Linked DNA regions of Mus musculus: regions 1 and 2 are each linked to region 3. A link is a loop called in an ENCODE intact Hi-C map of the cell type or tissue named here. Cell type or tissue: heart. All regions are shown on one strand. Each heading gives the region's core, and the rest is flanking DNA. Links, peaks and the distances in the headings are about the cores only.

The links. Peaks named below come from ENCODE experiments on the same cell type or tissue, not always from the same donor. Only the 100,000 strongest peaks of a DNase experiment are listed, where the experiment ranks them.
Region 1: it touches region 3 in a loop (2.0-fold over the local background); 4 of 42 quality-filtered maps call a loop at or near these places.
Region 2: it touches region 3 in a loop (18-fold over the local background); 25 of 42 quality-filtered maps call a loop at or near these places.

The regions. Positions count from the first base shown.
Region 1 is chr15:7,002,881-7,010,775 of GRCm38, reverse strand. The region is part of intron 1 of Gm30559 (a long non-coding RNA gene); the gene reads right to left. Among named protein-coding and RNA genes, the nearest start is that of Gm30559, 14 kb to the right of the region's middle. In heart, for the core only: no CTCF peak of the experiment used is centred there; a DNase peak (open chromatin) is centred at 4,315.
Region 2 is chr15:7,439,835-7,447,729 of GRCm38, reverse strand. Gm41263 (a long non-coding RNA gene) reads right to left here and starts at 5,429. Exons shown (of 4, transcript XR_875019.1): 1 at 5,017-5,429; 2 at 4,190-4,280; 3 at 1,738-1,879; 4 at 879-1,398. Gm41262 (a long non-coding RNA gene) reads left to right here. Exons shown (of 3, transcript XR_001781710.1): 3 at 4,032-4,318. In heart, for the core only: a CTCF peak has its summit at 3,785 (motif pointing right); no DNase peak of the experiment used is centred there.
Region 3 is chr15:6,905,447-6,913,341 of GRCm38, reverse strand. No RefSeq gene overlaps it. Among named protein-coding and RNA genes, the nearest start is that of Osmr, 35 kb to the right of the region's middle. In heart, for the core only: no CTCF peak of the experiment used is centred there; a DNase peak (open chromatin) is centred at 3,401; H3K4me3 peaks cover 404 bases; H3K27ac peaks cover 535 bases; H3K27me3 peaks cover 145 bases.

The sequences.
Region 1 (7,895 bases), core at 1,837-6,836, 97 kb before region 3:
CACACCCACCGTGACACACCTACTCCGAAAGGCTATACTTCCAAACAGTGCCATTCTCTGGCCCATGCATATACAAACCATCACAGTTATGTTTTAAGTTTAAATTACTAGACTTAAGAAATCTATAAAACAAAAACACCTCTAACCTGTAAACTCCACTTGCCCAAGGACAGATAACTTCCTGGCATGCTGGGAACCATTGTTCATGTAAGATAACAAGCCATGTGTTTTCACTTCTGTGAGTAAGCTTGGTTGCCCCAAGTGCACAGGATATGTGCTTGATCACATGTACTGAGGAAGTACATCAGGATGTATGTTTGTCCCTGATTGGATGAAGGCAGGAAGTACATAGCCTAGTGGACTTTGCCTTTATAAGCTCATGATTAAGGTTATTAGGAATTATACCTAGAGCATGAGTTTCAGGTATGGACCTGGCCAGCATCCATGGTATTGGCCAGTGTTTAATAAAGCCTCTTATTTGTTAAAAATCTATTCATGGTCAGACTAATAAATCTCTGAATGACCCCAGACTCGTGACACTCACTTCTCCAATATGTTTCTATCCCTCTCATTTACTTCAGAACTTGAAGCCCTGAATGCTTTTCCTTTTCAGTTCTTTTCACGGGCTCTCTATTAATTTACTTCTTATCAAGAGAGAGAGAGAAAAAAAAAACGATTTGCTTCCAAATAGTTGCTGTGTCTCCTTCTCTACTGAGATCCATGAAGGCAACCACTTAATGAAATGTCACATCAATACATCAGCCAGAGCCTGTAAGGCACCAACTATAAATGGCTGAGTATCTCCTATACAGAACGCTAACCGTCTACATCTTCTCCCCACCCAAGTTTAAGTTTGGGACCTGCTGTATCTGTGACTTTCTCCACTATCACCCAACCAGTACCATTCTCTCAGTTCCCTGTCCACCTTTCCTGTATCTCTATGACACATGTGGTCTCCTAGGTTCTAGCACGTGTCAGGTCCTAACCTCTTCTCTTCCTCTCTCTCCAGTAACTCCATGGGAGCCAGTTATCAGACCACTCCTTTTCTTTGGATGGCTCCAGAAGATGTAGGATTCTGTTGTGATCAGCTGTTCTCTGTGGGCATATGTATTTTATCTTCAAACTAGTATTAGGTAGCAGGGGTTGTCAAGCTACTATCTGCCTAAGGATCATCTCAGGCTATTGGAACATAGATTTCCCTTATCACTCACAGAAATATTAAGAGGTTATCATCAATGTTGAGACTGGTGGCCTGCTCTCTAAGAATGTTGCTCCCAAGCAGTTCTATGTGGAGGGGCCAGTGTCCCTCTGATGTCACCTCAGATGTCAGAACTAAGCTTTGGGGAAGTGACCACTCCATAGGACACATCAGGGATGGATCAGAATGAGGTAGGATATCAGTCCAAGCTGGTGCTCTGGGCCAGCCTACCTTCCATTGAAGGGTTAAAAGTTTTCACCTGTCCCTTCAGCTCTTAGATGGCTGCCACAAGGTTCAGCAGGAAAATCCCTCAAATTCCAGGCTAATTGGCAGATTCCAGGGATACTCAGTAAACACTTCTCCTTTCTTTATTGACACACAGCAAGAACAATAGTTTGGCTCTCAGCCCACTCAGAGAATGCCACTCCACTAGACCTCTCTTCAGCCTCCCAACCTCTCCAATGGCAACATCTTGGAGAAGAGGGTTTCTTTAGAAGACGAAGCCTCGCCAAAACTCTTCTAACTTGGCGACACCACACTTTGATGTTTTGAGTTAATTTGCCACAGCTGAAAGTTTTTTCACACTTGCGAAAAAATATCAAAGTTCTCTCTTGGCTTTCAAAGAGCTAAAATAGAGCTCTGTTTTCAAACTCTAATGAATTTGGCATGAGTGCCATTCATCCTAGTCAGTGATATTTTTGGAGGACTTGAGGAAAAAAAATGCAGCGTGAACTCATGTAGTACCAGATTTCCGAATCCCAGTATATAGGTATTAAACCACTGCGGGTCAGAATCACAGTATGTATGTTGGTATTAAACCACTGCTGGTCCACTCTCAGCTTTCCAAGTTGAAGAAAGCAAGGTTTTATTTTATAACTCCAACGGAACATCTCCAGAGATACCTTTATTCTCAACATGAAGCTGAAGCAACAACAAATGATTGAATATAGGAACATAGAACTTAAATTAGGTTTTTCAATGACGGATGCTCTGTGACTAGAAGATATCTATAGAGAGTATGGGTATTATGAAAAGATTCCATCTTATCTATGAAGAGATCATAAGACTTTGGGCCAGTTGTGTGTCTGGGCTTTGGTGTCTTTATCTGTAAGATGCAGGTGCTAGCCAGGTTGCTTTATGGAGGCAAAACAGTGAGTTGAATTATTCGTGATAAACTCTCAAGTTCTTCATTGCAAATGATACACAGCAAATGACATCATTGTACATGGAAATTGCACGCAGACATTCTGCCTAGACTTAATTCTCCCTGCTCCTTACTTTAGTTTCTTCTGGCTAACCAACAGAACCAAAATACATACATACATGTCTTTTTGTTTTGTTTTGTTTTTCAAGACAGGGTTTCTCTTTCTCTGTATAGCCCTGGCTGTCCTGGAACTCACTCTGTAGACCAGGCTGGCCTCGAACTCAGAAATCCGCCTGCCTCTGCCTCCCAAGTGCTGGGACTAATGGTGTGCGCCACCACTGCCCGGCCATACAAGTCTTTCTTGTCTTGCTTCCTTATAGCCCTTTTGGCATTTATGGCCTGTTAGGAGGCCACCTCAGGACTCCCTCTGGCTGAAGGGTGTCCATTTCTGTCTGGGATTCAGTAGAGCAGAAATACAACCCTATTTCTTCCAGCTGGGTCTCAGTACCTACCAAATTCCCCAGCCCAAAATATTTCCTTTGATTTAACTGCATTTCTAACTTGACTGAGAGCAATAGAATAGATTGGCAAGGGGTTGAATTAAATCCATGGCCATGATTTACACCCCTCTCCTCTAAACTGACTGCTGAATTAGAGGCTGAAGATGACAAATGTGAGCTCCACATATTGCTAGAGCAAAGTGGAAAGATTGCTCTTTTATTTTCTTTTTCTTCCAAGGTCTACTTTCCAGAGGGAGTATTGCCTTTTTTGTTTTTCCCCAGAAGAAAATGAATAGGTCTTTTGTGTGAGTGGATGGTGCTGACTTGTTATAAAATATTGATTGATTGGTTATTGATTGATTGATTGCAAATTCTCTCCCTAGGCAAATGTATTCTCTCAGGGAGACCTTGAAAATTTTAAATCACTCTGCAGTAATTTAGAGTAAGTGTCTGTCTGGTTTGCTTTGATGATTAGTATAAACCCGGGAGGTGGGGAGGTGGGGAGGTGGGGAGGTGGGGAGGTGGGGAGGTGGGGAGGACTGTCGTTGAGCACCTACCCATGGGTCTGAATAGCTTCCCTTCAAAACATGTTCTCCATTAAGCATTATATGGTGCAAGCAGAGATTGATAAAAACATCCATTAGCTGGTACAAACCATCCAGCATGTGTGAATTAAAGATGTTAGGAAACAAGTAAGCCAGAGGCAATCAGCTTTGGGGCTGTATAGATTTACTACAGCAAGGGCCAGGTATCTGTGTGTAGATGTTCCTTTGACATCTCAAATGTTGACTGCAAATATTTGCTGAAGGAAGCACCTCCCTTTCTGAACTAAATGGACTATTCTAGAATGTTATACAACAGCTTACATGTTATCAGGATTGGTGGCCCCTTGGAAGAAGTCTTATTTTGTTTCTAAGGAGCAGTCTTGGCACTTTCACGAACCATCTCAACTTGTCCAGCCATAAGAGAAGAAAGATCTATTAGAGACAAAAAACTAAGCCACTGTTTGAAAATCAATTAGCATACATTTTTGTTTTTCCTGACATTATTGGGAGCCAATAAAAGAAAGAGTAGTGTGTAGAGAAGACAGACTCAGCTGTTCTGTATCGTGACTTAAGCCACAGGTCTTGAAAACAGTCATATGTATATGTATATGTATGTGTATGTGTATGTGTATGTGTATGTGTATGTGTATGTGTATGTGTATGTGTATGTGTATGTGTATGTGTATACGTATATGTATATGTGTATATATATACATTTACATATATGTATATGTGTATATATATACATTTACATATATGTATATACATATGCGTCTGTGTGTGTGTGTGTGTGTGTGTGTGTGTGTATGAAACTGAGGCAAGGAATGGTGTGTTCAGATCAAGTATTCTTGGTTTTCTCTTCTACTCTGGTCGTCCAGCAATTCCAGTGGAATTCTACCAGAGCAGGCAGTTGACCTCACAGGCCAGCAGCTGGTCATGTCTCAACAAGACTCTGAAAAAAGAACACAGACCCTGAGGCCCTTTGTATTAAGCAAAAATTCAATATTTCCTGTGTGCTTCCTTGCCAAATTTCCTTAACTCTACAAATTCAGATTTCTGTGTTCAAATCCCAGCTCCAGCATGGATGAGCAAGGTTGCCTTTTAGATAATCTAGATGCTCCGGCCATGCCTCTGTTTCCTCATATGTCAAATGAGGACTACACCACCTCCTTACAGGACTATTATAAGTTGCTAAGCCTTGTCCTAAACAAGAATCCATTGTGTAGTGCCTCTATTAACTTTGTAATTTGAAGAAAGAATCCTCACAAAGGTTAAGTAGGAATGCTGCCAAGGCTGAAATCTAAATTTGACTTCTATGCCTTATCTTTTTCCTTGATGACTCCTCCTGAACTCACCTTTCCTGGAAACCAGTCCATTCTTCTTTCTGGACCTAGTTCTGTACTAAATTATCTGGACCAATTCAGAATTTCTGGAGATGTGGCCAAGGAAGCTGCATTTCCATTGGTTCTCTGACTACTCTGTTGCCAGGACCCAACAACTCAGGCAAATCTCTGCAGTAACTGCCATTGGGCTAGCTTTTGCTGCTTGCCCCTCATCCTGGAAGTGCCCCAAATCTATCTTGTTACATGTTTTTGCTATCTTGGCTGTACACCCCTCTTGTGCTATTTCACGACCTGGGAAGACTGTGACAGCTCACAGTGTGGCTCTCATCTTTCCAGTCCTTGTGGAACAATGGTTTATGGAATTCGTGGCCAATTTTGCTTCAGTCTGTCAGGGGAACAGTAGAGGGGTAGGAGAGGCAGAGGGTCGAGAAGCATGTCTCTTCCAGATACGAGATCTAACCCATACAAAGATGCAACATTGTCTCCCCAGGGAATCTCAGGCTGTGCTGGGGTCAGTTCTGCCACATCAGATAACACAAAGCAGAGAAGATGAGCCCAGAAGGACAGAAACCCAAGTGAATGTTTGGGGTAGAGGGTTGTGCACAATGGATTCCTTCTAGAGAGAAGGATGGTATCATTTTCAACTTGCTTTCATTTTATCCAGCTATATAAATATTCACCAACCACCCCCACTTGCATGAGTCTACCAAAAAAACTTTAAACAGATGCTCTTGAGGCTGTTAAGACCAAAGCTTAGTGTGCTACTCCCCGCCCCAGGCAAGCAACTTTTCTGCTTTTCTTATCATTATTTAGTTTTTGACCTAACTTTCTCCTTAAGCTAGCCTTAAATCTCTGATTATGTAAACAGCTGAAGACCATCTAATTCCCTAGTGGGTGTCAAAGATCCATATAAAGGAGATGAGGGAGTGGAAAAGAATAGAAGGAAAAATAAGCATTAATTATTAAACACTTAGAAGGGTTTAGGAATCACATACAACTTGGCACTTCTCTTGCTCAAAGCTCTGTCTCCATTACAGGCCAGGAAAGCAAAGCTTCTCACCATAGCAAATTTGCTTAATTGTGTTTTCTCTTTCCTAATGTGGAAAGGATTTCAAAGCATACTTCTTGTGTGTGGCCTACCTTTGCTCTGCCTGGGAATGCACTATGAACTGATAGAATGTCTTGTTTCAAAGGGGACTCATACCACTTAACAAAAGGCCTTATGCAAACGTTTATAATATGCAAATAAGGTATCCTCGAATGTTTTTATAATAGGACAAAGACACCATTCTCAGCTTTATTTTGCTTACTGGGCTTGGTACAAAGAAGTTCAGGACGTGGGTCACAAACAAGAGCTAGGGTAATACAAATAATGTTTTGATGTGCCCTGCCCTACGTCTGAATTCATTTTGTTTTGCTGCAAGAAAATAGTTGAGGCTAATATTGCTTAATATCTTAAAAGCATCTAAGATGCGTTTTCTTTATGGATAGAGGCTGAAAGTCCAAGATCAGGCAGCGGCATTGGAGGACCTCTGGAGTATAGCACGATTACATGGAAGGTGGGTGGCCATGTCTGAGACAGGTGAGCAGTGGCTATGGAAGAAATCCTGTGGTCAGGGAGGAAGCAGGAGACAAGAGCAGGCTTGCTTTCTTAGATCAAGCTCCTTTGTTGGGAGTTAACCCAGCCCTGTGAGAACAAACTACTCCCATCCAAGGATAGGGACCTATCGTCTAAGCATCCCTTCAATGTCTTACTACCTAAGCATTGTCACAACCAAGCTTCCAGTTCATGAACCTTGAGGGGAAACATTCATATCCTACCAGACCACAGTACCTTCCACCAGAGACTGGGCAAGCCCGGCAGTTTATCATACCTTCCAATCACAGTGAATTGCGGAGCAGGCTAAATGTTACACCGTATTACCACCCATGGATTATGGTGGTAGGTATTGTGGTTTGGGGCTCAGAAATCCAGTCACTGCATCATCTGTTCCATCTTCATGCCACTCAGATGGGCACAGTGCAGGTGAGGGGTGTCCCATAGTCCCACCTAGATGCTAAGAAGCTACCCAAAGCCTGAAGCCAAATACTTCAAGATACTACCTAGTCCAACTTTCTCATTTCATAGATGAGAAAACATGCCCAGTGGTATGGTGCATTGGTGACTAAACAGAAGTAAGGTCCTATGAGCCTTGGTTTAGGAACTACTAGTTTGCTCTGTAATAGTTTCCAAAGAATAGAGAAGACATGCAAGATGGTCTCTGAAGTCTTGATAACCTTCAGAGGGAGACACAGAGGAGATAGAAGGAAATGGGAAGCTACAGCCTTTGGGGGCTGATGTAGGGGTCAGTGACATCTGAGGTGGAACTTAGACATGAGCCAGAACTTGGATCAGTTACTTGGATGACACACAGAAATGGGATTACAACCCATGTGGGAATATAACTTCCTCCACCCCAGTAAGATGGAGATGGTGATGGTGCCTGGTTTTGGATTGTGCAAGGACTGAAGGAGATAATACAGAGATCCTGGCACAGATGAGTTGCTTAATAGATGCTGACTGTTATTAGAACTTGAGTGCAGACATCCAAGGATAGATGACGGGATAGACTGCCAAGAAGTCAGTCCTGAGGGGACCTGTCCTCAAGCCAGGCTTCCTCCCTGGCAGCTCCTTGTTTGCAACCCGGGGCCCTTTGCTGCTTAACTCTTGTCCTCTTCCTGCCCAAGTAAAAGACAGATACAATGGTTTTAGTGCCCAGCTTCAAGCTCAGAACCCTATAGCAGGGTTGTAGGATATGGCTGAAAAGTGAAATTGAAAAAAAAAAAAGGACTTGTATAAAGGATATCGATAAAGAAATGAAAATACAAAAGGAAAGATAACTGTAAGTTTTTCTTCTGTTACCATCATGCTAGATTATGTTGTTTGTTTGTTTTTTAAGCTTTGATTAAGTATTGGGAGTATGATGTACGATCTCCAGTTCGTCATCCTTCCATGAAAGTTTGTAGAGCAGTGAGTGCAGGGCTGGGAGATGGGTTAGTCAGTAAAGAGTTTGCCACACAAATGTGAGTTCAATCCCCAGGATCTGTGTAAAATCCTGGGTTCAGCAATGGGAGTTGGCAATCCTAGTACTGGGGAGCAGAGACTGGTAGATTCCTAGGCCTGGC
Region 2 (7,895 bases), core at 1,837-6,836, 530 kb before region 3:
GATTGCTATTTTCACTGCTGTGGCAGGAATTGCTGTTATGGAAGCAGACACCCCCGCCCCAAGCTGGGAGACTAATGATAGCACACGTAGCCTGCTCTGATTTAAAGGGAGATTCATTTGCTAGTCAATATCTGGCCCTAAACACTCACACGTGCTTATACACACCCACACACACTATATATACATATATATATATGCAGAATTTTCTTTCCAGATAGTATGTGCCCTACTCTGAAAGTTCTTGGGATAAAGAGAATCCATGCTATTGTTTGATAGCATATATATATATATATATATATATATATATATATATATGTATATAGCACAAATATGTTAGCCCATCTTTTATTTGGCTAAAAATTAATTGTTCCATGGCTATGTATATGTGGTGTTATCTGAAGGCTACTGGAAAGTTCCAGGCATAAACATAGTTCTCTGAACCACATTGCTGTTGATTTGCTAAATTACACTAATAGACAATCATTTTTTTCCTGCCTAGCTCTAAAAATCATGTGTTCATAAAAGGTTTAACATAGAGAGTCTGTTTACTTGGTCTTAGCCACACAGACCCTTTGTCAGGCCCTGTCTCTGGTGACTGTGCTCTCTCCTAACCTTTCCCTTTTCCCAACCTCATTCCCTTTTATCTCAGTAACCACACTAACCTTGGTAGTGAGAAAGCCACTAAGAGCTCCCACACTGTAACTTACCAAGATCCAGCATAATGTTCTAAAAGGCAAGAACTACAGTGGAATGAATTGTGTGGAGCCTAGACGCCCAGAATCTGCAGTGTAAGGTATAAAAACAATCCGTAACAGTTAGCCATTACGCAATAGCAGATGTTTGTTTCTTGAAACAGGTGGAGGGATCTGGAGAGAGATGAGGAGGAGGAGGAGAGGTGGAGGGGGCAGGGAGGGAGAGAGGGAAAGAGAGTGAGGGGGTAGAGATGGAGAGGAGACTATGAGTTCCCTGGATGGAGAAACACCAGTCTCCGCATTACAGCCTCCTGGATTTCCTAATGGGACTCTGTCCTTCCCTTGATGACAGGGACTCATTTTCCAACTCCCCCCCCCCCCCTCCACTGCTCCTTCTTACCACCAGCTTCCCTGTCTCCTTTCTCTCCTCCCCCTCCTTTCCCTGTTCGTGCTCTCTCTGTTTTCTGCTTCTTTTCATCTCATCTTGCTTTCCTATGTGACAGAAAAAGATAAGCCTAGACTCTTGATAAAAATGAATGCCTTCCTCCTCTTTCCCTCACGGACTTAGACTGTACCCATATTCAAAGTCTTCTGTCCTCATCACCCAGATTGGTTTAGGTTGGAAATGGAGATGTGCTTGTGCAAGCTTGGGTATGGAGTTGTTGACAGGACTCATCGGTTATCCACATATCTTACAGTGCTCCATCTTAGGGAAAAATTAAATGAAAAGAAACAAGCATTATAAATTTTGAAAGGATACTCCTGTGTAATAATTGATTTCTACAGGCTAACAGCCGCAAATTCAGTGCAGAGTCATTTATTTTGGCCACAGAATTTTGGGTCAGTTTTGGTTAATGCAAGCTGGGCTGAAGCTCTACTGAAGAAAACAGGTTTTCGTTCTAATCTGTGATTCTTTTAAAAAGAATCTTTGCATATGTAGGAGAGACTCCTGGAGTCCGATGATCTTAGAGTTGCTATTGCTCTAACATGGTGTGAAACACCGTGAACGAAGTGACTTGGGGGAGTGAAGGGTTTCTTCACTTACGTTTCCATATCACATTTCATCACCAGAGGAAGTGAGGACGGGAACTCAGATGTGGCAGGGACTTGGAGGCAGGAGCTGATGCAGAGGCCACTTTGCTAGCTTGTCTCTCACATTTCCAGCATCTTCTCTTTACCTCAGCTTCCTAGACAACAAAGAAGCAATCAAAGTCAAAACTGCTCACTTTTTTTCACTACTCCACCCACCAGCATCCAGCACTTCCTGCAGCAGTGCCAATGGCTGATGGGAGTATCCACAGCTCAGAAAACCTACAAAGGCAAAGTAATGGGAACAACAAACAATCCTGAGAGCCCAGGGATGCTTGTTACTGCATCTGATGTAGTGAAAACTGACTAGTAATGGTTTTTTTCCTTTGGTTTATTGGGTTAATAAGTAGAGTGAAGACAGTTATCATTTGAAAAATTCACAGCCAAGTTATAAAACTTGTTGTCTAGATCAGACCTTGGATTTGTTACTGGGCAACTTTCCCCTCTGGGCCTCATCTTTGTTATTTTTAGCTTGAAACTAACAACATGTCATGGGTGCTTCTTAGAGTTCTTATTTTCACAGTATAACTAAGAACATTGCTGCCACATTTCCCTCTCTTGCTGTTGAGCTCCCAGTTGAGGAATTGTCTTTATCAGGTTGGCCTATGGGAGTATCAGTTAGGAAATGTCTTCAGTGCTTTATGGATGTGGGACATGCCACCCCAAATGATTGGTGGCACCTCCCAAAAGAAGACCATTCCTCCTTTGCTGCTGTGGCATTCCCTCGAGCTGCTGAGTTAATTTACCAACTGCTGCTTTGATTCCTTTGCTGATATTAGAACCCACATCTGATGTGGACCAAGAACCAGCAGGTCTCTGGGAATCCTCCAGGCCTGTGGTACCAGCCTGGGACTGCCGAGAAACCCCACCTCATCAGCTATGAGACTAGTGGGTTCTCAGCTTCTATAGTGTGAGGTAGTAAGTTGGGACTATTTTGATCAGCTTGCATAAGCTGATTCAAATTTTCTATGGGTTTTATTTGTCTAAAGAATACTAATACACATGGCACCCACCATTTCACAACAACCTACTGAAGTAGCTAATGATTTTCTTACATACTTAGAATTCGTGGTCTTCCAAGATTAAGCAATCTACCCATGGTCGCATGACAAAGAAGAGAAGACACAAGCCAGGTGTGGTAGTATAGTGGTAAACAGCTGCAATTTAGGAAGGGTTGAAATGAATTTGAGATGATCCTAGGCTATACAGCAAGGTCTGAAATAGCCTGGTCTACGTAACAAGACCCTAACTCTGAAACTAACTCAGAAACTAAGGGCTGAAGATGTAGCCCAGGTTAGAGTGCTTCCTAGCCTGTGCAAAATCCTGGATTCTCAATATTCAGTGCCACTAGCAACACCAACAGTGATGATGGATAGTAGTGAGTTAAGTCAGAGTTTTTGGGCAACACACAGTTAGGAAAGAAAGAAAGTGGTAGCCAAGTTTATCTTAAATCCCAACCTACACATTATATGAAGGAATACCTTTAGCATTAATAATTCTTACTTAGAATAACACAGTATCATCAAGCATAAGTGAGAGCTATACTTTGTTTTTTCATTGGGAAAAAAGACATACAGAGAGAGAGAGAGAGAGAGAGAGAGAGAGAGGCTCAGTAGGCCAGAGTAATTGCTCTGCAAGCATGAACATTGGAGGAGCTGAATTCTAATACCCAGCAACCACGTAAAGATCCGAGAATGCCCACATGCACACAACAACTCCATCATAGTGGGATAGAGATAGGATGATCCAGAGAGGTGGCTGGTCAGCCAGACTAACTGAATGGTAAGCTTCCAGGTCAGTGGGACCCTCTCTTAAAGCAGGAAGGCAGGGAACAATAGAAGACACCCAGTGTCTTGTCCCGGTGTCTGTAAAGGCACACATAGACACAAACACCCACCCACTTATATGTATGCACCCCCCCCCCACACACACACACAATTTTTTTGTTCTTTTTTTCTTTTTATTTAAAGAAACAGTTCTATTGTCTTTTGCCACCAGATGGCGATCAAAGCTAACAAGCTCTAACAAGCTCCAGGCTCCAACCCTGACACAGCTTAAATATTGTGCTAAACAGACCTTCCATTCTCCCAAATCAGGGGGTCCAAGCTAGAAGATCTACTTTTAAAAAAGATCAGCATCCACTTGAGTTCCAGGTACTAGGACCTCTAATCGAACTGATTTTTCCCCCCAAAATCAGGTGAATTTACCCAGAACACTTAAACTCAACTCTTCTGTTCTTATGAATTTCAGAGACTTCCAGGCCGTAAATACACTCATGCTCACAGTTAGTCAAGAAGCATAGATCTGGAGGACGTGGCTCAGGTGATAGACCGCTTGCATAAGGAGAGGAGGAAGCCCTGTGTTCGATTCCTAGCACTGCAAGATGGAGTAGGTCTGTTGTTGCGCACCTGTCATCTCTGCACCTGTGAGGACCAGACGACGTTCCAGGTCATCCTCAGACGTTCCAGGTCATCCTCAGACGTTCAAGGTCATCCCCAGCTACGGAGAAAATTGGGCTAAGCCGAGGCTACACAAGACCGTCCTTTAAAAATTAAAATTTTAGTATAAAGTCTGCCATTCCGGTTTTTAAATCGATACTTCTGAGCTTACTGCTAGGTGAAAAATTATTGGAGCCCTTAAGAAATGCAGAAAGTCAGGGCCTGCTGTTGACCCACTGGGCCGTAATCTGCATTTGCATCCTTCTCCCAGGTGATTGGTTTCATATTAGAATTTGAGAAGCACAAAAGAGCCACCGCTGGCAAATTGTTAAAAATACTTCCACATACAGCCACACTCATAGAAGCAAAGCATGGATAGTGGCTTCCCGGCTGTAGGAGAGCAGCCTGGGGGGTTACTAACCAGACAAGCTTTCTTAGAGCAAGTTCGGTAAGCCTTCTAGTCTTGTTGTACAGCATCAACCCTGTCAGTGACAGTTTTTAGAGGAATCTGAGTGATTTCCTTCTGAGCAGAGTAGAATTTCAGCCCTCTAGCATTTGGGACTAAGAGCTGACTTAATCTGTACTTTACCCAGGGGCTCTGACTATTGCTGGCCCACACTACGCATGCTTGGCAGGCGCTTCTGCACATTCCTCCTCTCCCCACCACTTCCCACATTCTTCTCTCAAACGCTTTTTTCGTCCCATCTCTCATTCATACAATTCTATATGATTTGTGAACTCATACAACCACTGTCACCCACATACATAATATTTGTTTAATCGGGACAATAACTTACCTTAAAAATGTGTCTGCAAAAATTATTCTTCGATTTTTTTTCAGCTGCTTGGAATATTTATGACTATCCATTAGCCCTGGTAAGGTAATCAGGAGTTGGTTATATTCCCAATCCCGAGATAAACACACAGCCCCTCATAAACTCAGGCTCCAGATAGCACAAGACGAAGCAGTCCCACATCCCTGTGTTCTCTGCAACATTCACAGCAGTGCGGGGCAGCTGGTGTTTGTCTTAAAACGTCTCGGCATTTGTTTATTAAATAACGAGAAAATATTCCTGATGATCTCTGCTTTGATGCTCATCTTGTTCTCACTAAGCCCTTTTCTGTCTGGGGAATTAGGTTAAGTCTTACTGGAAAGCTGAGCTGCTCTGGCTAACCTTCCCTCGGAGCTGGAGAGTAACCTGGGGTTTGGGCGCCTCCAACAGAGTCAAATGTCTGCTAAAAGAAGGCGTGGAGGAGAAAAGGAGGATCATGGGCAATTGGGGGGGGGTGTTAGGGAGAAGGAAGAAAGAAAAATAAAGAAGAGAGAGAGAGACAGAGACAGAGAGAAACAGAGACAGAGAGACAGAGGGACAGAGACACACACAGGGAATACACTGACAGCTCAGAGTAATCCTAACAGCTCTAATTGGTGATGGTATTCTGGAGCTCAGTCTGGTAGCTGTATTTGCCACCAAACCAGGCATTCTGAGTCCATCCCCAGAACAGGTGGAAGGAGAGGACAGGCACCCACAAATTGTCCTTTGACCCCCCACAGGCACAGTGAGTGATACATGCATAAGCACACGTACAATACATGAGTACAAACTCATTGAAATTCAACAGTTTTTCTTCTCATACAGAAGTAGATGAAGGCTTCCCTCCATGACCCCTAAGCTGCCTTTCCCACGTGCCCAGATTCTCTGTTTTATCTCCCACCAGTCCTTCTGCTGGCCACATCTCTGAGACTTTGCTCTGCTCTGCATTTATCAGCATGGCTCCCTTGCTCCTCCAGCCCCTCCCCCTTTACCCTCACCCTGCTTTATTTTCCTTTACAGTGCTTATCACTCTCTGATATCCATTTCTTTCATTGTCTGACTCACTGGATTAGAAAATCCGTCCTAGGAGAATAGGGCCAGTGGCTGGTCCTTAGGGAAGACGGATAACCCCTGTGGAGGGGATGCAGGGTTTGCTATGGGCTGGGCTCCCAGGGCAACCTGATTAGTCCTCAACATAACCCTATAAAGCAGGCTTTTACAGAGGACGTGGAGTCACACAGGACCAGATTCTTCTTTGCAGAATTCTTCTCAGACTATCCATTCATCAGTCTTTCTCCAAAACTTGTTGTTGAATAGGTGCCAGCTCTCTGGTCAAACCCACACCACTGTATGTTTCTATATGGAAAGCTGTAATGGCCACAGCCATACTCAGTTGTTTCAGTTTTGTTTATAGCTGCTTTTGTGTTAGAGTTGAGCAGTTGTGCCACTCCCTGGGCCAAGCATGTTCAAACTGCCACAGAAGGCATGAGTTACTTATCTGTTGTTATAAAAAAAAAATACCCAACAGGAGCCACTAGAAGGTAAAGAGAGTATTTGGAGTCACAGTCTTTGAAAGGATGTGGGCCATTGCGGCAGAAAGGAGTGGTGGCAAAATTCGAGGGTGCTGGTTCTGGTGGTCTGTATTCAGGAAGGAGGGGGGGGTAAATACCAGTGTTCAGCTCTTTCTCACCTTTTTGTTCAACCCAAGGCCCCAGTTTATGGCACAATCTTATTCACATTCAGAGTGGGGTTTTCATCCTCACTGAAACCTCTCTGGAAATGTCATCCTCAAAGACACACCCAGAGATGTCTCCTAAGTTAGTCTAAATCCAGGAAAGTTTGTTTGAAGGGTAGTCGTTGGAGTGACAGCATGAGAACAAAATAAAACCCCTGGGGGGTGGGGGGATATGCAGGTGAAGGTGCAAAAAAATACTGGGCTGGTCATGTCTTTCCTGTGCAATGAGAGAAGCACAGAGAAAAGAATTCCAATTCTAGATGCAGTAATTCTAGGTGTTGATGTAGTGCCGTTCTCCTCCCTGTCCCCCAATAGCTGTGTGATTTCAGGTTAGCATGCATGATGCTAATGATAATAACATAGGCTGTGATAATTGCTTTTATTCAGTGTCAGGCTCCATTCTTGGGATTATACTAGACCCTCAGTGTTTGATGCTCTGCTTTGGTCTGTTGGGTTTTCCATAAGCGTTCACATTCTTCCCTTGCAAGAACAGACGTAGGTAGGTACGGCCATAGGACCTACTCTAGTCAAAGCATTGTTGGAGGATGTGCTGGGTGTAGATCCTGCTCAACTTTACCTGTGCACACATCCCACGGTTTTCTCCTGCGTTCCCCCCCACAACTATAATAACCAAAAATGTTCTAGAAAGTGGGTACTGCTCTGCTGGGCCTCAGAGATGAACAATGCATAAACACTGTCACGGTTTGTTTTAAATGCTGATTTTCCATAACCTAGAGCCAGCTGGAAAGAGAACCCAACTGAGGAATTGTCTCCATCAAAGTGGCCTGTGGGTGTGCCCATCAGGGATTGTCTTGATTGTCAATTGTTGTAAGAAGAACCTGCCCATTGCTGGCATTGTGAAACTCTGCAAGGGTAGAGAAAGCTAAGTGACTAGGTGGCAAGTAAAGAAAGGTTTGTCTTTGTTCTTGACCATGGGTGCTTTGAAGAGCTGCTTGACCTCTGGACTTGACTCCTTGCCATACAGGAGGTACTGTAACCTGAACTGGAAGCCATCTCTTCCCTACGCTGCTTTTCAACAGAGCAACAGAAATGAAAAGAGAATAAATGCCCACCCTCCTGGAGCATGAACAGTAAATAATGTATAAAAAGCCCCTGGGCTACTTGA
Region 3 (7,895 bases), core at 1,384-6,383:
AACTCTTTGACTGACCCTTTGAGGCCACACAGTCAAGTGAGTTACCAGAATTGCGAGGCCCATTGAATCCCCTTCAACATTCAGAGGTTCTAGAAAATTCCATGCCACAAATCACCTGGCTAACAGGCAACCAGGAGAAAGGGCATTGCAGCTCTTCCCCAGGCTCTGCTTCCTGACTAGGCTCCTCCCACTGCGCGCTCCAAGCCTCCAGCCAGTGTCTCCACCATCATCCCCTTCTATCCTCTTCTCAGCCCCCTGCCTCTCTTGCCCTACCCTGCATCCCTGCGTTTCCCATCAAATCAGATCTTTCTGATGGCTGCTGTCACTTGCCTTTATCCAAAGCACTCAGTATCCCACCCTTCTTCCTGTCGCCTTCCAATTCATTTCCTGTAAGCCGTGACCCTTTCTCAGGAACATTAATTAATGTGACTTTTTTTTTCTTTTATCAGAATTCTAGGAACGCCATCTCAGCATGACTCACTCTCTCGCTGTTTAAAATAGGATTTAGTAGATTTTCGTGAGTTAGATGGGTTTTTTTCCCCCTAGATGCTTACTGTATAAATTTACGATCTCTAACATTCTGGGAAAGAAACACATCACTGCTAGTTTTAGTGCAGCTTTAGCATATTGCTACAACTTTTAACGAGGAGACTTAGGGAACATGGGGCACTTGTAGGCTCTCCCCCTGTCTTTCCTAGGAACAGAGCAGATCTCCTCTATGACTATAGTTTCAGGAGTAAGGTAAACCTCTCCCTTAATTGCAATTACTACCGCTCTGCCTGCTAGGAGACTATCAATCTACCAGGCTTTACAATCCGAACAATCACACACTGTATTAAATATACCATGTAAATTTATGTGGACTCAACTCTAAATTAATTTGGGCTGAAATAAATCAAACTGCAGCCAGACCATAATTTAATTAAAAAATTGAAAATATGACTCATGGCACTTAAGGTTACTGATGTTTACTGCCAAAAGAAGTTATCGTTGCTGTGGCAGAGATAAATGTAGGAAGGGCTGCAGGTCCCTGAGGTTGAAACAGATAGATTGCAGGATGGAGATGACATGTAGCAATGCCTAGCAGGACACATATCTTTAGGGCAGTGTCAGAAGAGCGGCTCAGAAACCCACACATGTCCATTTGGATGGCTACTTTCCTGGCCTCTACTTTTGGACTTTAGTATTTCTCTTTACTTTCTTGTGTCTACAAATCTCAATCTCTCTCTCTCTCTCTCTCTCTCTCTCTCTCTGTGTGTGTGTGTGTGTGTGTGCGTGTGCGTGTGCGTGTGCGTGTGTGTGTGTGTGTGTGTGTGTGTGTGTGTGCTCACTCACACACTCTCATTCACAAGCTCCTGTTGGAACTCTTTCCCTAACCTTTGTCCTCCTCCCTGCTCTGACCCTTGGTACATTGCTGTGTAGTGTCTCCTTCCTCCTCGGTGTCTCCTGGCATGTCTTCTTTTCTCTACAGTGGGTAGGAGTGTGTATTCTGCCTCTGGGTGGGAACCTTTGTATCTTAAGGAAGTCTTCTTTCTGGAATGGATGCCGATATTCCCTCTGCCTAAGGCTCCTCCTCAGTCCTGAGTTTTCAAATCCAACCCACAGACCTCACCGTTTCCCCCAGGCGTGACTGGGAGAGTGAAAGAGGCGAGAAAGAGCCAGAACCCAAACCTGGACACAGGCACAGACTGCACACAAGCACTTTGGGGCACACTGCTACCCAGGCAGCAAATCTGTCTTTGTGGTCTCTCCTTGGGTTAACATCCTGCCTACCCAGCCCCACCAAGGCCCTGGTTCTCCCAGGGTTTTTCCTGACCACCTCCATATTGCTTCTCCAGTTAAAACCTTCATGTATATGTGTGTGTGTGTGTGTGTGTGTGTGTGTGTGCGCGCGCGCGTGTGTGTGTGTATGATGTACATGTGTATGTTTATATATATGTATATGCTTATATATGCAATATTTTGTATTATATACATTTAAAGGAGTCTTTAATTTGTTAAGGTCAGTAGTCTCAGAGCTCTAGACCTCATCAAGATGGGAAAGGAGTTCTGTTAAGTCACTAGATACTCTAGGGTCCTCCAGACCACACAGGGCTCCCGGGAACTCTACCTCTGTGCTTTTCCAGAAGTCAACCCTAGCTTACTCTGAAAGCAGCAGAGGGTGAGAAAGGCTGTCCCAGGTCCTGCTGCAGCAGGAAGCATCTGTTGCTTAGGAAAAGACTGAAGTGGGAATCTCTGCCCTCCACCAGGGACCTGGTTTATAAGATTGAGCATCAGTACAGCTTTGAGAACACTAAGTCAGAAACGCAGACAGACATGTTTGTATCTTTTTACAATGTCATAGTTTATTAAATAACCATAAATTCACAGGTTGTATTGTTTTTGTCAGCTGCAGTTAGCCTAATAGTCCTGATGGCCTTTGATAGCTGCCCAATGACAAACATGAAATATTTTACTCCCATCTTAATCGCTAACATTAACTCTTGGGTCACATGTTACACAGCATTTAGTCATTTTATCTCTCTGTATATATGCAGATAACAGAATGGCAACAAAAGGGTCAAAAAGGCCAAAGCAGGGGGGTTGAGGGTGGGGGTAGGGTTGCAGTTCCAAGAAGCCCTAGTGGAGACAGAAAGGTGAGGCAGATACAAAGAAAGCCACTGCTGGTTGTTAGAAAAAAATGTCAAAGAACCCCGAGTCAAAGAAGAGCTGCTGCAGGTCTGAGCCTGGGCTACAGGGTTGAGTGGGAAGTAGGAGACCACAGTTAGGTGTCCTGCTTGTGGGATCCCGGTGAGGGTGTTGCATGCTTCCATTGTCTGGTTGTGTTTGATAAGTTCTTGGGCCCAAGTTTTCTGATGTGGTTTGAATGTACTTATGTGCCCTTGCGTGCCAATCTACTATGTTAAATCTGTAACTGATATCTCCTTTCCCTTTAAAAACTAAGTTTTATGACTTAGCAGTCTGTCCTTTGCAGGCAGTAGTGGACAAGTTGTGGTACCTACGTGCACAAGGAGAGGCAGGCACAAGTGCTCTCAAAATGGTGCAGAATACTCCTTATAAAAATACAAGCATTCAGGCCAAATTATAGTCTGAAAGCCACTGTTTTACACTGTGTGGAACCAGTTAAAGCAGGGCACAGCTTGGTTTCCCCCAAACCTTTGAATTGTGATGTTTTCCTTTCATTCTTGAGTCTTTCTTCCAAAGTTACAGAACACCTTTTGGAAATTCGGACAAAGAAACCCACAGCCTTTCTCAACAAGCTTGGGCGCCCCAGAATCTCCCTAAAGAAATACGAAGCCCATTCAGCCCCTTCAGCGCCAGCTGTGATCCATCCAGAAGATGATGAGCGATTCCTAAGTTGACAGAAGCCAAGTCTTGGCAAGAGCAGGTCTCCTCCCTTCCACTGTGCTGATATCCTAACTGGACGGAAACAGTGGCAGCTGCTTCCTTCCCTCCTGCCTAGCCTCCCACACAGCCGCCCGCGAGGCGCTAAGGGACCCATGCATTAGCCTGCAGCGCCACCTAGCAGACGCAGAGTGAACTTGGGGGATAAGGAGAAAGCAGGTTTAGTGGGGGGAAGTTGTTTTGTAACATCAGAAAAGGGAGTTTCCATTTCTTTCACGGAGTTCTGGGAAATGGAATTTGTATAAAATCTTTTTTGCTCATGATGGAAAAACATTTATTCGACGCTAATGAGGGAATTTTGCCCAAAGGCCATTCTAATCCAAACTTAGGAGAACAAGCATTTGTTTCTCCAAACTTGACTCTCATTTTTGGTCACCTCCAAGACAGTGCAGAACTCGACTCCACCTTGTGATGCACCCGTGAAATCAATGACAAGGCAGAACGTCCCTTATCTTTCCCCTTCCCTTCCTTTCTTTTCTTTTTTTCTCTTTTCCTTTTCTTTCTCAGGTCGGGTTGAATTCTAGGTGATGTCTTCATGCAAGGGGCCCTACGGGACTCATAGGAATTGTTAACCTTGATCGCTCTCTTGATTAGGGTGAAGTGCCAAGCAGATTAGTAAAGCACTTCTGTGAAGGGCTTTTCAGACAGGATTGACTAACGCTGAACACGTGCATCGCTAACGCTGTATGTAGGCGGTGAGCCCCGATGGGCAAAAATGAGGAAACGTCGCCCTTCTTCAGCCTGACTGCCATGCCGTGAACAATTCTGTTCCACCACGCCCTTCTGTCACGATGCTATAACCCTCCTCCCTCATGTTGCCCCCCCCCCCCCCCAGGTATTTGCCACAGTGGCTAAAAGACGAAGGTGTTTGAAACCTACTGTTTCTGATGCTTAGCTCATGAAGCTGACTGACAATCAGAGATAGCTAGCTGACTGATCAGTTGATAATCAGGAATAGCTGACTAATCAACTGATAATTCGAGATAACTGACAGATCAACTGTCAATCAGGAATAGCTGACCAGCTGTCAATCAGGGATAGCAGACTGGCTGGTAATGACAAGCGAAGTTATTCAATTGTAATCATTTTCAAAGCCCCACCCCACCCCTGGTTTGAGTCTGTGAACTTCCTGGAACGGTCCCACAGGAATGAGCTATTTTTCTTTTGTCCAGCTTGAGAGCAGAGATCCTTTCATTCCGTGCATACTAGCAGCTACAAAGAGTTATGCAACTTTGAATTAACACCCAATTTGAAAAGTGATTTTTTTTCCTGATCATGCTAACATGATCAAGAGCCAGCTATTATCGGCCCATCAAATTGACTGTGCAGTCAAATGAAAACACAACCTTCACTCCGTGCATATGCAAGCCTGCCTCTGGTCACTGCCATTGACTGTGGTCCCATGGTTTTCAAATCAATGCCTCACAAAAATATAATTCTAATGCAACTTTAGGAGTTGATTCCTTTCTCCTATAGCAAATGTCTGAAGGATTTTGTGAGAAAGACATCAACATTGGAAACAGTAGCGCGGAAAGCCCACTTTATCTTCAGATGACATCTGTACACATCAACATGTAAAACAGAACTGAATCCCAAGTGCAACGCTTCCTTGAGCTTCCATGGCCAAGATAGTGGCTGTGAAAAATGATGACTTTCATCTGTGTAATAGAACCGTAAGTTGCCATGACAATTTTAGCTGTACCTAAGTTAACTTCAAGACAAATTAAGATTGATTTTAAGAGCAGGCTAGTCTACGTAAAACCCATGGTGTGTGTGTGTGTGTGTGTGTGTGTGTGTGTGTGTGTGTGTGTGTGGCACACACACAGCCAGAGATCCACCTTAGGTATGCTATTAACTGATTGACTGAGAGAAGATCTTTTACCAACGTGGAACTCATCAACTAGGCTAGGCTGGCCAGTGAGCTCCTAGCATCTGCATGTCTCCTCTCCAACGCCACAAACACAAGCACATGCCACAAGGCCCAGTCCTTTTAAAACCATGTTTCTGAAGATAGGACTCAGGTCCCCAAGCATGTTACTGTTCAACTTCACTAGCATCCATGTTATCCCACATACTTATCATTCTTACATCAATTGGTTTGGCACTCCTTGTTCTGAGAAACAAATCTTTCAATCCCCAATAGAAGACAAAGATACACTGTACTAAATGCAAGGAGACTCTTGCTGCTGCTGCTGGTGGTTTGCTTTTGCTGCTATAATACGTAGTGGCTCCTTCTACGTCTAGTTGCAGGTTTATATTAATCTACTCTGGTAAAAGCAATATCAGAACCCAAGATAGATTCACTTTATCGCAGCTTTCTATAAACAAAGACTTTCATGGCTGCTTGAGCACAGCATCTCCTTCCATGGCGTTGTGAGACTGTGACAGATTGGAGCTGGTGAAGAGCCAAAAAGACCTTGTGAAATGCAATGCTCTACAACTCATCGATTCTGTGAGTGTGTATGCCTGGAGACACATGACTTCATGTATTCAGTAAAATTCCAGAGTTCCCATTAGCTTTGGAGGAAACTCATAAGTTAATCCCAACAGTCGAATAAAATATCGGAGGACCAAGAATAGACACTTTAAAGAAGAATATGGGAAAACTTTTCTTCCGGAGATTAAAATCTTTCTAGCTGCTACCACACTTAGGACGGTATGGTATGTCATAGAAAATATTCCAACGGGCTCTTGCCAAAGACTACAGAGTACAGAAGCAGACGTACAAATACATGGCAACTAAAGAGTCCTAAGACTCCCGAGAAAGGCTTTCTCCCCTCCACAACCTCCCGTATACTGTGCCCTAGATCTCAATCTGACTTGATTCTGCTTGTCCGGGTCTCTGCCTCCTCCCTACCTGTGCATAGACCCGGAAGGGAAAGGCAGACCTCCGTCGGACCTGTTCCTGACTCTCAGTGGTCTGCCTGAGGCGCCCAAGTACCCAGAGAGGAGACAGGAAACCGCAGCATTCATCCCAGACTGCCATCTCCCCTTCCCGGTCAGAGCAGGAAGACAAAGGATGTGGACCCTATTCCAAGACTTTGCTCTGCAGCCCTCGAGTGGCCCGCCATTGGTGCCCCAGACACCCGGGCAGAGAGGCAGAACATAGTAGGGCAGTTATCTACGCCTCTTGCTCTTACCATCTTCCCACCCCTCTTCCACAATGACCCCTGAGTCAGAGTGGGTGTGTGATATAGATGCCTCATTAAGAGATAAGCACTCTTGTATTCTCTTGACCGGGTGCGCACCTCTGTGTTAATCATTATGCAGGACAGACAGACGTTTCTCTCGAGGGTTGAGTGAGTGATCCACTCATCTGTGAGCATGATGATAGGTCACAAGCAGATGTGAGTAGAAATACAAGAGTCATAGGGTGGCACCAGATCTTGCTAATCAAGTCAGACACATAAATCCCGCTGTGTCCCTTAGCCGCCTCTTCATCAGATGTGTCAATTCATGAACATGCCAAGTTCCAGTCGGCTCTATCTCCTGGTGTCTGGCTGGTTCCAGCACAGAACAATCCAACCCACTAGCACACCAGTTTAGGTGCCTGCCTCACTCAGAGTCCATTCCGTTCCGTAATGAGCTCCTGTTCCTTCATCCAGCCTCCTGTGGGAATGAAGCCTTTTCCTTCCTTATTCCTTTTTATCTATAAATAAACAAAGCCGCTTCCCTGGCTGGCCCTTTGAAGCAGTTTCTATCTCTCACACTTGACTCAAGCCGGTCTTGAAGTCTATGCCTTCTTCATACTCAAGCTGAGTTGTGCTCGGTTTAGTTTTGCTTCAATTTGACAGTGACATCCAGGCAGGTAGAAGCAAATTGGTTAATCAATGAGTTTTTGGACTCTCCCTCACCAAGGATATGGTATTTCCTCCTAAGAACAATGCTCAAACTAGAGGTTACATTCCTAAGAAAGTTTAATGGCCCTTAATTAGCTGAGCCTATTAAAGTGAGCTCCTTAAGACAGACTTGGAAAGGATATCGGGTGAGTGCGTCTGTGAGGAAATGGATGTAACAGGTAACCTTAAGCTTTGCCTTTGCAAGAACCTGCAGGTCTCCTCTTGTTTAGGGAACGAGAGTTCCTACAGGCAGCCATCTTGGGCAGAGTAACCAATGAAGGATAGCAATCCTGGGATTAGCAATGTGTCATATTACCACGCAAAGCTAGAAGGGCAAAAGACATTGTTCTCTGACTCATACAACAAAACACAAACACACTCATGAGCAGACTCATTTGCTTGCTCTTAGACCTACTTCACCCAGACACCTCCCCATCCCATCCCACAGTGCCCTCCAGGCCTGGGACCCCTTAGGCTTCTCCATGTGCTGATCACTATCAACCTGCTGCATGAGCGGGAGCCTCTGCTCTCCAGAGAACTCTTCCTACTCTGCAGATGTTGGAGAAAGAGCAGCCTCCCCTGCCCCCCCAACTTTCAGTGTCTGAGGAGGAGTTAGGGGCATCTCCTTTGATATATTTTTCTGGATTTCTG